2 separate regions of the Homo sapiens genome follow, and region 2 is linked to region 1. Evidence: read pairs that join two places in POLR2A ChIA-PET (ENCODE). Cell type or tissue: PC-3. All regions are shown on one strand. Region 1 overlaps TTC3 (tetratricopeptide repeat domain 3). Region 2 overlaps RIPPLY3 (ripply transcriptional repressor 3).

Evidence for each region. Peaks named below come from ENCODE experiments on the same cell type or tissue, not always from the same donor. Only the 100,000 strongest peaks of a DNase experiment are listed, where the experiment ranks them.
Region 2: POLR2A ChIA-PET joins it to region 1 with 6 read pairs; 2 of 35 experiments call an interaction of 5 or more read pairs at or near these places.

Annotation. Positions count from the first base shown.
Region 1 is chr21:37,125,927-37,130,926 of GRCh38, reverse strand. TTC3 (tetratricopeptide repeat domain 3) reads right to left here. Exons shown (of 46, transcript NM_001330683.2): 15 at 4,784-4,847; 16 at 1,864-1,924. Among named protein-coding and RNA genes, the nearest start is that of TTC3, 55 kb to the right of the region's middle. In PC-3, no CTCF peak of the experiment used is centred here; a DNase peak (open chromatin) is centred at 2,686; H3K4me3 peaks cover 231 bases; H3K27ac peaks cover 1,063 bases.
Region 2 is chr21:37,012,368-37,017,367 of GRCh38, reverse strand. It overlaps RIPPLY3 (ripply transcriptional repressor 3), which reads right to left. Exons shown (of 4, transcript NM_018962.3): 3 at 3,750-3,817. Among named protein-coding and RNA genes, the nearest start is that of RIPPLY3, 8.2 kb to the right of the region's middle. In PC-3, no CTCF peak of the experiment used is centred here; no DNase peak of the experiment used is centred here.

The DNA.
Region 1 (5,000 bases):
CCACTACAGAAACAACTTCTATACATTATTTACAAAGTATTTATTGTAAATATACATGAACAGGTGCACAAAGGTGTATGTGCAAGGATGTTTGAAGTACTGTCTGATCTATCCCTCTCAAAGGAAGAAGAAAAAGAGAGAGATGGATAGAGGGATAGAAAGTGAGGGAGGAAAAGAGGAATGAAGAGCCTAAATGCACAAAAATGGGGGATACAGCCATATTACAAAATACTGTACAGCAAATGAAGAATGGAAGAGCTCTGTGTTCTGAACATGGGAAGAAACACAAGATATTTTGTAAAAGACAAAAAGCAAGCTGTAGGCCAGAGTCATTCTAATAATAATGAAAATGATGGTGGTAACAGTAATGACGACTAAAGTACACTGAAGATTTACTATGTTCCAGGGCTCTAAGTGTTTTACGTGGTTATCCCATTTAATGAAGAAATAGTCCCATATGGTAGATATTACCTAATAAAGGAGTGTTCAGTTGGAAAAGTGAAACAAAATATCAGAAAAATAAATTTTTTTTAAATAAAACAGGTTAAAATTACAACTCTGCATTTAAAAAATTATCATATATTAATATCTGGTTTCTTTAGGGGTACAGGGGAGGGCAGGGAAGAAGACTCATGATTTTTCTATCAAATAATAGAAAAACATAATAATATGCTATATCCTTGCTTTGTATTTAATTTTTGTAGCAGCATCCAAAAATGGTCATTTTTGAAAAGAAATGAGACTTCACTGATTTTTTTTTAGTGTTTTGATATTCAAATCATTCCCCCTGAAGCATCTATCATGGATTCAGATTAAGAAATGGAGAAGAAATTGAAAACCAGTGTATTGTGGCAGACATGGCTTTGCTGTTTCTCCAACATCACTTTAATTCACTTCATAAACTTCTGTATTAAAAGATTTACAATTTCACATTGTAATCAATTTATATCTTGTTGTCAATGGGGTGTTAACAATAAAGACAGGAGGCAAGGCCAGGCACACGCCTGCAATCCCAGCACTCTGGGAGGCCAAGGCAGAAGGATCACTTGAGGCCAGGAGTTCAAGACCAGCCTGGGCAACAGAGCAAGACCCTGTCTCTAAAAAACATTTAGTTTTAGTTATCCAGTCATGGTGACGTGCACCATAGTAGCAGTAGTAGTCCTGGCTACTTGGGAGCTGAGGCAAAAAGAATCACTAGAGTCTAGGAGTTCAAGCCTGCAGTGAGCTAGGGTTACACCACTGCACCGCAGCCTAAGTGATAGAGCAAGACCCTATCTCAAAAAAACAAAAAAAAAGATAGGAGGCAATTAATTACTGTTAATTTTCATGGGGATGTTTGATAGAATTCATTTTAGAAGTAGTCAGAATTCATTAGGAAAGATTTTCCTCTAACAATAATTACTCAAAAGGGCATCTGAAATATGCATACCCATGTCTGCGTATGCAGAGTAAGTTTCCCAATAGTCATGAAACTGTTAACAGTGTATTCCTGGAGGAGGCCTTAGAGAAGGGACTGCAGGAGGGTCAAATGAGGTGAGCAGGGAAGGAGGCTTCATGTGCACCTTATATCTCTCTTAATGCTTTTTCCTTTTAGAGTACATATTCTGGGATTTAAGAAATTAATATGGAAATATTTCATATTATGTGACTTTCAGAAGTCAATATATTAATATCCAGGATTAATAATCCTTTAGCCAAAAATTATCCTTTCCTAAAGATATGCTTTTGATATTTGAAAGGGATTTTGGTAGTCATCATAATACATACATTAAAGTAGCTAATACTCGAAAAACAATTTTTTTTCCTTTTTCTTGGGAAGAGTATATTAAGGGGAAAAAAACATACCTTAGAGAAAAAACATACCTGAACTTTTCTGATTCATTGTTTCGAGATTTTTGTTTTCCTTTATGTTTTGGAGGCTGACCTGTGAACACAAAAGTATTTGTTCCTAAAATCTGTACATAAAAATCTACAAGCCTGAGAGTAAAACTATTTTTAAAATATAAATTGGAGTAAGAAAACAGAAGCAGAAATGTGGTACGTGGGTGTAACTACAAAAGGGTAAGCCAAAAAAGAAGCTACTGATGATATTTTTCTATATATAATAAATTAAATTATTAAAGATCAATTATAATAGTGATCATTATGATTTAGGTCTACCATAGATACAGAGAGATACAGGAGATAACTCCTGTTCTCAGTTTATAATCAGATGGGGTGAAAAGACACATCACTTCAGTAGTTAAACAACAATCATCCTTATGAAGAAAAGAAAATACTGTGTTGTTATTGACATATAAATTGCATAGTCAGTAATATCTCTCACAACTCACAAAAGGGAAAAATCACCTAAGCTGGAGTGGCTGAGAAAAATGTTAGTGAGGATATGGCATTTGTGTTCGGTTTTGAGGAAGAAGTACGATTTGGATAGAATGGCCTGAACTCAAGAGTAGAGAGTTCATTTCAGAAGCACTAAGTAAACCTGTGTGATTTCAAGACCTCAAAAAGGGTGGAAGGCTGGAAAAGGGCTGCTAAGGCAGGCTGAGGTGAGTGTTTACAGACCCTTAGCTTCAGATCCAGCTCTGTGAGCCCAGATTTATTCTGCTGGCAGGAGTAGGAAACCACTGCATATTTTTGGGCAGGGAGAGCCATGCTCAGAGCTGTGTAGAAGAACTGGTATGGCAGGAGGAGCAGGGTGCATCTGATGAAGGTTTAAGGGGAGGGCACAGACACAAGTCAGAGCCAATGTAATAAGGAGGGAATGAGAGCCTGGGCTTTGGTGGCCTCAGAAAACAAAAGCAGCTTTTGGAAAGGTAGAAGAATTCTAGTTTGATTTCCATTCTGTGACCTTGGACAAAACTACTTAACCTTAATCCTGGAACCTCAATTTCTTCCCCTGTATGTAAATGCTGAAGGGTGGACAGAATTTATTTAATTAAATGATAGTAATGGCCTGAGAAATATGAAGAAATTAAAAGCTATCTTCCAAAAAAAAGTTTTATCCTCAAAGATGTTTTATATGCTGTTGGAACTGCATCAGGTAGGACAACTGCCTGAGTTTCCCCTCCCTATCATTACGCTAATGTGCTAACCAAATGGAAATGCTCAATACTAAGTAGCTGTATCTATGGAACTAACTGAGCCTGAGCGAACATGGAGCTGCAGGTCACAAAAAATAGAAATGGCTGCTAGAAGCAAAACTATGGAAAGAAAAACCAACCACCCAACAAACAAGACAAGGGAAAAGAGAGGATCACTAACTAAAAAATCAACAATCTCACCTGAAGAATCCTGGGAGGAACACCACCAGGCTTGAGGTCAGTCACTGTTATGTGTGACCACAACCTTAAGCCATCAAGAAAACCTGTATTTTCCTAAATTCCGTGTTAAAAGGCAGGGAAGCATGTAATATACTTTAGAGGATTTTCATCAAACTCTGGTGGTATTAAGATTCAGAAATAAATGAAGCACAAAAATATTCACTTCTCCAGAACCTTCATCTCCAAATGATGCCAAGTAATGAGGTTCTGCGGTGTCTGTGTTTACTAGATATGTAAATAAATACATGCACTGAGCACACACAACTTAAAACAAATGAGACTTAGCCTACAGCACTGTTATGGTCTGGATATCTGTGTCCCCGACAAGATTCACATGTTGAAAACCAAATCCTCAAGGCGATGGTAATAGGAAGTGGAACCTTTGGGAGGAATTAGGTCATGAGGCTGTCCCCTCATGAATGGGATTAGTGCCCTTATAAGAAGAGACCCCAGGCTGGGCGTGGTGGCACACACCTGCAATCCCAGCACTTTGGGAGGCCAAGGCGAGAGGATTGCTTGAAGCCAAGATTTCGAGACCAGCCTGGCCAGCATGGCAAAACCTTGTCTCTGCTAAAAATACAAAAATTAGCCTGGTGTGGTAGTGCATGCCTGTAATCCCAGCTACTCGGGAGGCTGAGGCAGGAGAATTGCTTGAACCCAGGAGGCAGAGGCTGCAGAGAGCCCAGATCATGCCACTGCACTCCAGCCTGGGCAACAGAGCAAGAATCTGTCTCAAAAAAAAAAAAAGAAAGAAAAAGAAAAGAGACCCCAGAGGGCTGTCTTGCTCCTTCTACTACATGAGAACACGGCAAAAAGATGGCCATCTATGAACCGGGAAGAAGACCCTCAGCAGACATCGAATCTGTTGACATCATGATGATGAATTTCTCAGCTTCTAGAAATGTGAGAAATAAATGTTTGTTGCTTATAAGCTATCTAGTTTATGGTATTTTTGTTACAGCAGCATCTGTTCTCAATATGGGTGATATCACCCCCAATAGGGTGAAAATTAGTTATTGGGAGACAAAATCAATTCCTTTTATACATAAAGCGCAGATGCACATATGGTACATAAACAGCTATTAAAATTTTATGAGGGAGAACAATTAGATTTAAAAAGGTCTAAACAGGCTCCTAGCAGGTGGGAGGAAGGGAGGCAATAATAAACTTTCAATAATGAGAAACAACAGCCTAAAAAAAATTAAGAAGCAGACCAAAAAGAGCTATGTACTTCATCTTTTCCTTTCCTTTTATTTGAATTTCCAAAATTACATTCACTAAATAATACAAAAAGACTGAGCATTGATTTCAAATAAATATTCAATATTTTCTTAACATAGAAGCATTATAAAGTAAAGGAGAACAAGAGTGGATATAAGCAAGGCTTGTGCACATTGTAGGGCATCCAAATTTAGGAGACATTATATTAACTTGGCAACAATTGATATAAAAACAATACTCACTTGATGGTGGTGAAAATTCAGGATGACAGTCACAATCATCTACCTTCAACGCCTCATCCGCCACCTGCCAATGAAATTAGTGAGACTTAAAAAAAAAAAAAACAACCCAGCCATGAAGAATTCAATAGCTATATAAAAGAATTTAGAATAGAATAGGATAGAATTCACCCTAGCAGCTAAAATATGCAGCTGGTTATTAAGCCTAAATGTATAAACA
Region 2 (5,000 bases), 110 kb after region 1:
ATGTTGCCATAAAGAAATTGGAGGCACAAGTCCTTTGCTCTGCCAGAATAAAAAAGATGTGCTTAGGAAAAAAGGAAATAGAAAGAAAAAAGAAAGTGCTTAAGTATGTAAAATTTGGAACCCCTAAATTCCAGGTTTTATAAGATTTTGGATTTGCTCATACATGGCAAGTATTAAGATACCCCCTCCCTGTAATCTTTTTTTTTTTTTTTTTTGAAAGGGAGTCTTACTCTCTCACCCAGGCTGGAGTGCAGTGGCGCAATCTCAGCTCACTGCAACTTCTGCCTTCTGAGTTCAGTGATTCTCCTGTCTCAGCCTCCCAAATAGCTGAGATTACAGGCACCCACCACCATGCCTGGCTAATTTTTGTATTTAGTAGAGACGGAGTTTCACCATGTTGGTCAGGCTGGTCTCGAACTCCTGACCTCAAATGATTCGCCCAGCTCGGCCTCCAACAGTGCTGCGATTATAGGCATGAGCCACCACTCCCGGCCATAATCTCTTATCCTTCACTTACTTTCTTTCTTTTTTGTTTTTGAGAAAGGGTCTCATTCTGCCACCCAGGCTGGAGCACAGTGAGGCAATCATAGCTTACTGCAGCCTTGAAATCCTGGGCTCAAGCATCTCCCACCTGAACCTCCTGAGTAGCTGAGACTACTGGTGCATGCCACCACATCCAGCTAATTCTTTATATTTTTCATAGAGACAGGGTTTCGCCATATTGCCCAGGCTGGTCTGCAACTCCTGAGCTCAAGTGATCCTCCTGCCTTGGCCTCCCAAAGTGTGAGATTACAGGTATGAGCCACCATGCCTCGACCTGCTTTTCATTCATTAACTTATTTGCATTTTTCTCTGTGGTCTTCTGAAGAAGTGAGTTTGTCAATTGATCACTGCTTATTTGCAAAGCTGATTTCAATATCCTTTTTTTTCAGATAGAAGAGAAAAGGGAGAGAGAAAACACCCTTCTATAAATAATGGATGATAGTTTTTTACTTCATAAGATATCCAATAGACCAATGGTTCTCGACCTCGAGGGGACATTTGGCAATGTCTGGAGACATTTTTGGTTGTCACAATGGAGGGTAAGCTACTGACATTTAGTGAGTAGAGGCCAGGAATACTGGTAAACACCCTACGAGGCCCAGGATAGTTCCCACCGTGAAGAATTATCCAGCCCAAAGTGCCAATAGTGCTGAGGTTGAGGAATTCTGCAGCAGACAGAATGTGTATGTTCATCTAAGACAGAAATATGAGCATAGTTCCATTTTTAGCCATGTTTACAATTAGGTATTTATGCTGAAGTATTCACAGGTGAATTCCTAGCATGTCTGAGATTGGCTTTAGAATATGCTGGGGTGGGACACAGTGGCTCATGTCTGTAATCTCAGCACTTTGGGAAGCCAAAGCAAGAGGATCACTTGAGCCCAGGAGTTTGAGACCAGCCTGAGCAACATGGCAAAACCCCATATCTGAAAAAAAAAAAAAAAAAAAATTAGCTGGGTGTGGTGGTTTGTACCTGTAGTCCCAGCTACTCCAGAGGCCGAGATGGAAGCCTGGGGAGGTGGAGGCTGCAGTGAGCTGGGATGACACCACTGCACTCCAGCCTGGGCAACAGAGCAAGACCCTATCTCAAAATAAAATAAATAAATAAAATAAAATATGCTAACAACAACAACAACATAGTTGCGGGTGATAAATATGATGAGCTCAGAACATTGATAACTATTGAGGCCGGTGATGGGTACATGGGGTTCACTGTACTATTCACTCCACTTTTGTGTATGTCTGAAATTTTCTGTAATAAAAATATAAAGTGAAATTGTATATCCAGTGTGCAGTGCATGGCTGCAGCTCATGCTTTGTCAGTCACAGCATTTTCAACTAATCAAAAACAGAATGGCCGGGTGCGGTGGCTGTGATCACAGCCTGTGATCACAGCACTTTGGAAGGCCAAGGCGGGTGGATTACCTGACATCAGGAGTTCAAGACCAGCCTGGCCAACATGGTGAAACCCCACCTCTATTAAAAATACAAAAATTAGCCAGGCATGGCAGCACGCACCTGTAATTCCAGCTACTTGGGAGGCTGAGGCAGGAGAATTGCTTGAATATGGGAGGTGGAGTTGCAGTTGAGCCGAGATCGTGCCACTGCACTCCAGCCTGAGTGACAGAGCAGGACTCCATCTCAAAAAACAAAAACAAAAACAAAAACAAAACAAAAAACAGATGCATGGGTCTTTCCCTAGAGCAAGCGAATCCGAGTGCCTGGGAGAACCACCCAGGCATCTGTATTTTTAAAAGCTCCACTAGTAATTCTATGAGGATTGAAAACCATTGGTGTGGCCAGTAGCAATGGCTCATGCCTGTAATCCCAACGCTTTGGGAGGCCGAGGGAAGAGGATAGCTTGAGCCCAGGAATTCAAGACCAGTCTGGGCAATATAGTGAGACCTTGTCTCTACAAAAAAATTACAAAATTAGCAGAGCATGGTGGCACATACCTGTGGTCCCAGCCACTTAGGAGGGTGAAGTGGGAGGATCATTTAAGCTCAGGAGGCAGGGGTTGCAGTGAGCTGAGATTGTGCCACTGCACTCCAAGCTGGGTGACAGAGTGAGATGTCAGAAGAGAAAAGAAAACTATTGGTGTAAGGCATACAAGGGAAGCTTCCTTCTGACCAGTCTGAGGAGACTGAGCTTTATGCCTACACATGAGTGTCTTTGGGTTGTATTAAGCTTTCCAGTCTTCTTGGGTAACCAGGGCAAAGGCACCTGGTGGAGGCGGCCCAGGCAAGGTTAATTTTGGTAAAGGAGATCGAGCGAGACAGACAGAGAAAAAGAGAGAGACAGAGACAGAGAGACAGGCAGAAATCCTGAACGTGAGCCACTTGTCTAAAATGGACAGAGTGTAGATGGATACAGCAGTGAGAATCCTGGTCACCACCAGGACCATGACACACACTTAGGAGGTGGGAGGAAAAGGCTCTCTCAAAGGTGCACGGCACCCACTGTGCTGGAGACAACCATTTACTCAACACATAGATTTTTTTTTTTGGAGACAGAGTTTCGCTCTTGTCGCCCAGGCTGGAGTACAGTGGCGTGATCTCGGCTCACTGCAACCTCCACCTCCCAGATTCAAGCGATTCTCCTGCCTCAGCCTCCCAAGTAGCCGGGATTACAGGTGCCCACCACCATGCCCAGCTAATTTTTTGTATTTTTAGTAGAGACGGGGGTTTCACCATGTTGGTCAGGCTGGTCTCGAACTCCTGACCTCAGGTGATCCACCTGCCTCAGCCTCCCAAAGTGCTGGGATTACAGGCATGAGCCACCATGTCCACCCTCAACACATAGATTTTGAAGGTCGACTTTGCACTAGACAATATACTAGCTTATATCCTGGTAGAACAATAGAAATATACCTCAATATATAAGTTTTTGTATATGCATATACAATTCACATGCAATTATATAAATATAATACAAGGCACAATTTGTAATGAGAAGTAGAAATAACAGGTATAAAGAAAAGAGAGAGGCCAATTGCACTTTGTAGAAAACACTGAATGAATGAATACATGAATGGATTCCAGAAATCCAACAAAATCTCCTTGGTATAAGGAAACTAAACAATACCAAAGAATACATTGAATTATTTTCCACTTTGTTGACAATCTATGTGGTTGAAGACACTAAAGCATATTAATGCCTATATTAAAAGGAAATTACAGATTACTTATTGTGAAGTCGTATATTACCTTACAGGATGCTGAAACCCAAAGGCTCCCTTTGATCCAAAAGTGTGTTGGTCAGCCCTAGGTTCAAGCTGTAACGACAGACACATACAAACACAGAGACAGTGCAGGAGTGTCGGAAGGTGACATCCTGAGGTTTTAAACCACAGAACGTAAGTCATCTGCAGTTGGTCATATCAATACCAATTTTAGAGAGTTTAGACACCTTATCAGTATTCGATAAGCCCGTGTTCCTGTTACCGCGGCCCAAAATGTCCCAGGCACTGTGAAGAATTCAGATGGAAGGAGTTGGACACAGTGCCTCAGTCCAGCATTTTACAATCTAATGGACAGAGACGCACATGTATGCTAATAACCAGCTACAAAGCATCACACGGTAAGATACCCATGATTCTAAGCATGAAGGAAGGTCAGGAACGGGTTCATGAAGGGCCTCGCAGAGACATCTGTGGCATGTGGGTTTGCAATTCTAAGACTATTTTGGCAGAGGAGAGCATCAAATTCAGAGTGGCAGTACCGGGAGTGGTAGCTCATGCCTGTAATACCAGCATTTTGGGAGATTGAGGCGGGTGGAATCTGAAAATTTAGCTAGGCATGGGCGTGGTGGCGCATGCCTGTAATCCCAGCTACTTGGGAGGCTGAGGCACAAGAATCACTTGAACCTGGGAGGTGGAGGTTACAGTGAGCCAAGATCCTGCCACTGCACTCCAGCCTGGACGACAGAGCGACACTCCGTCTCAAAAAAAAAAAAAAAAAAATCAGAGTGGCAGGAAAACAGGGGGTGCAAGTGGGGAGCCATGAGGAGCCTTGTGTGGAACAAGTGAGACCCTGTGATGGGCAAAGGGCTCAAACGGTGACATATGCCTGGAATACCCACTGTTGAGTTTAGGTTTGACTCTGGATACAGGAACTGGAGATGGATTTTTGAGTCAGGGAGTCCAACTATCAGATCTGTATTTCAAGGAGAGCAGCGGCCGCAGGGAGCTGTGCACAGATGAGGCTGGTATAGAAAGGGCTTGGAGGAACCAGTCTTGAAAATTGATGGTAAAGAGCTTCTGGATGAGGGCAGGATGTGAACTCAGGCTGGGCACGGTGGCTCACTCCTGTAATGGCAGCACTTTGGGAGGCCCAAGTGGGCAGATCACTTGAGGTGAGGAGTTCAAGACCAGCCTGGCCAACACAGTGAAACCCAGTCTCTACTAACAATACCAAAAAATTTAGCTGGGCGTGGTGGCATGTGCCTGTAGTCCCAAC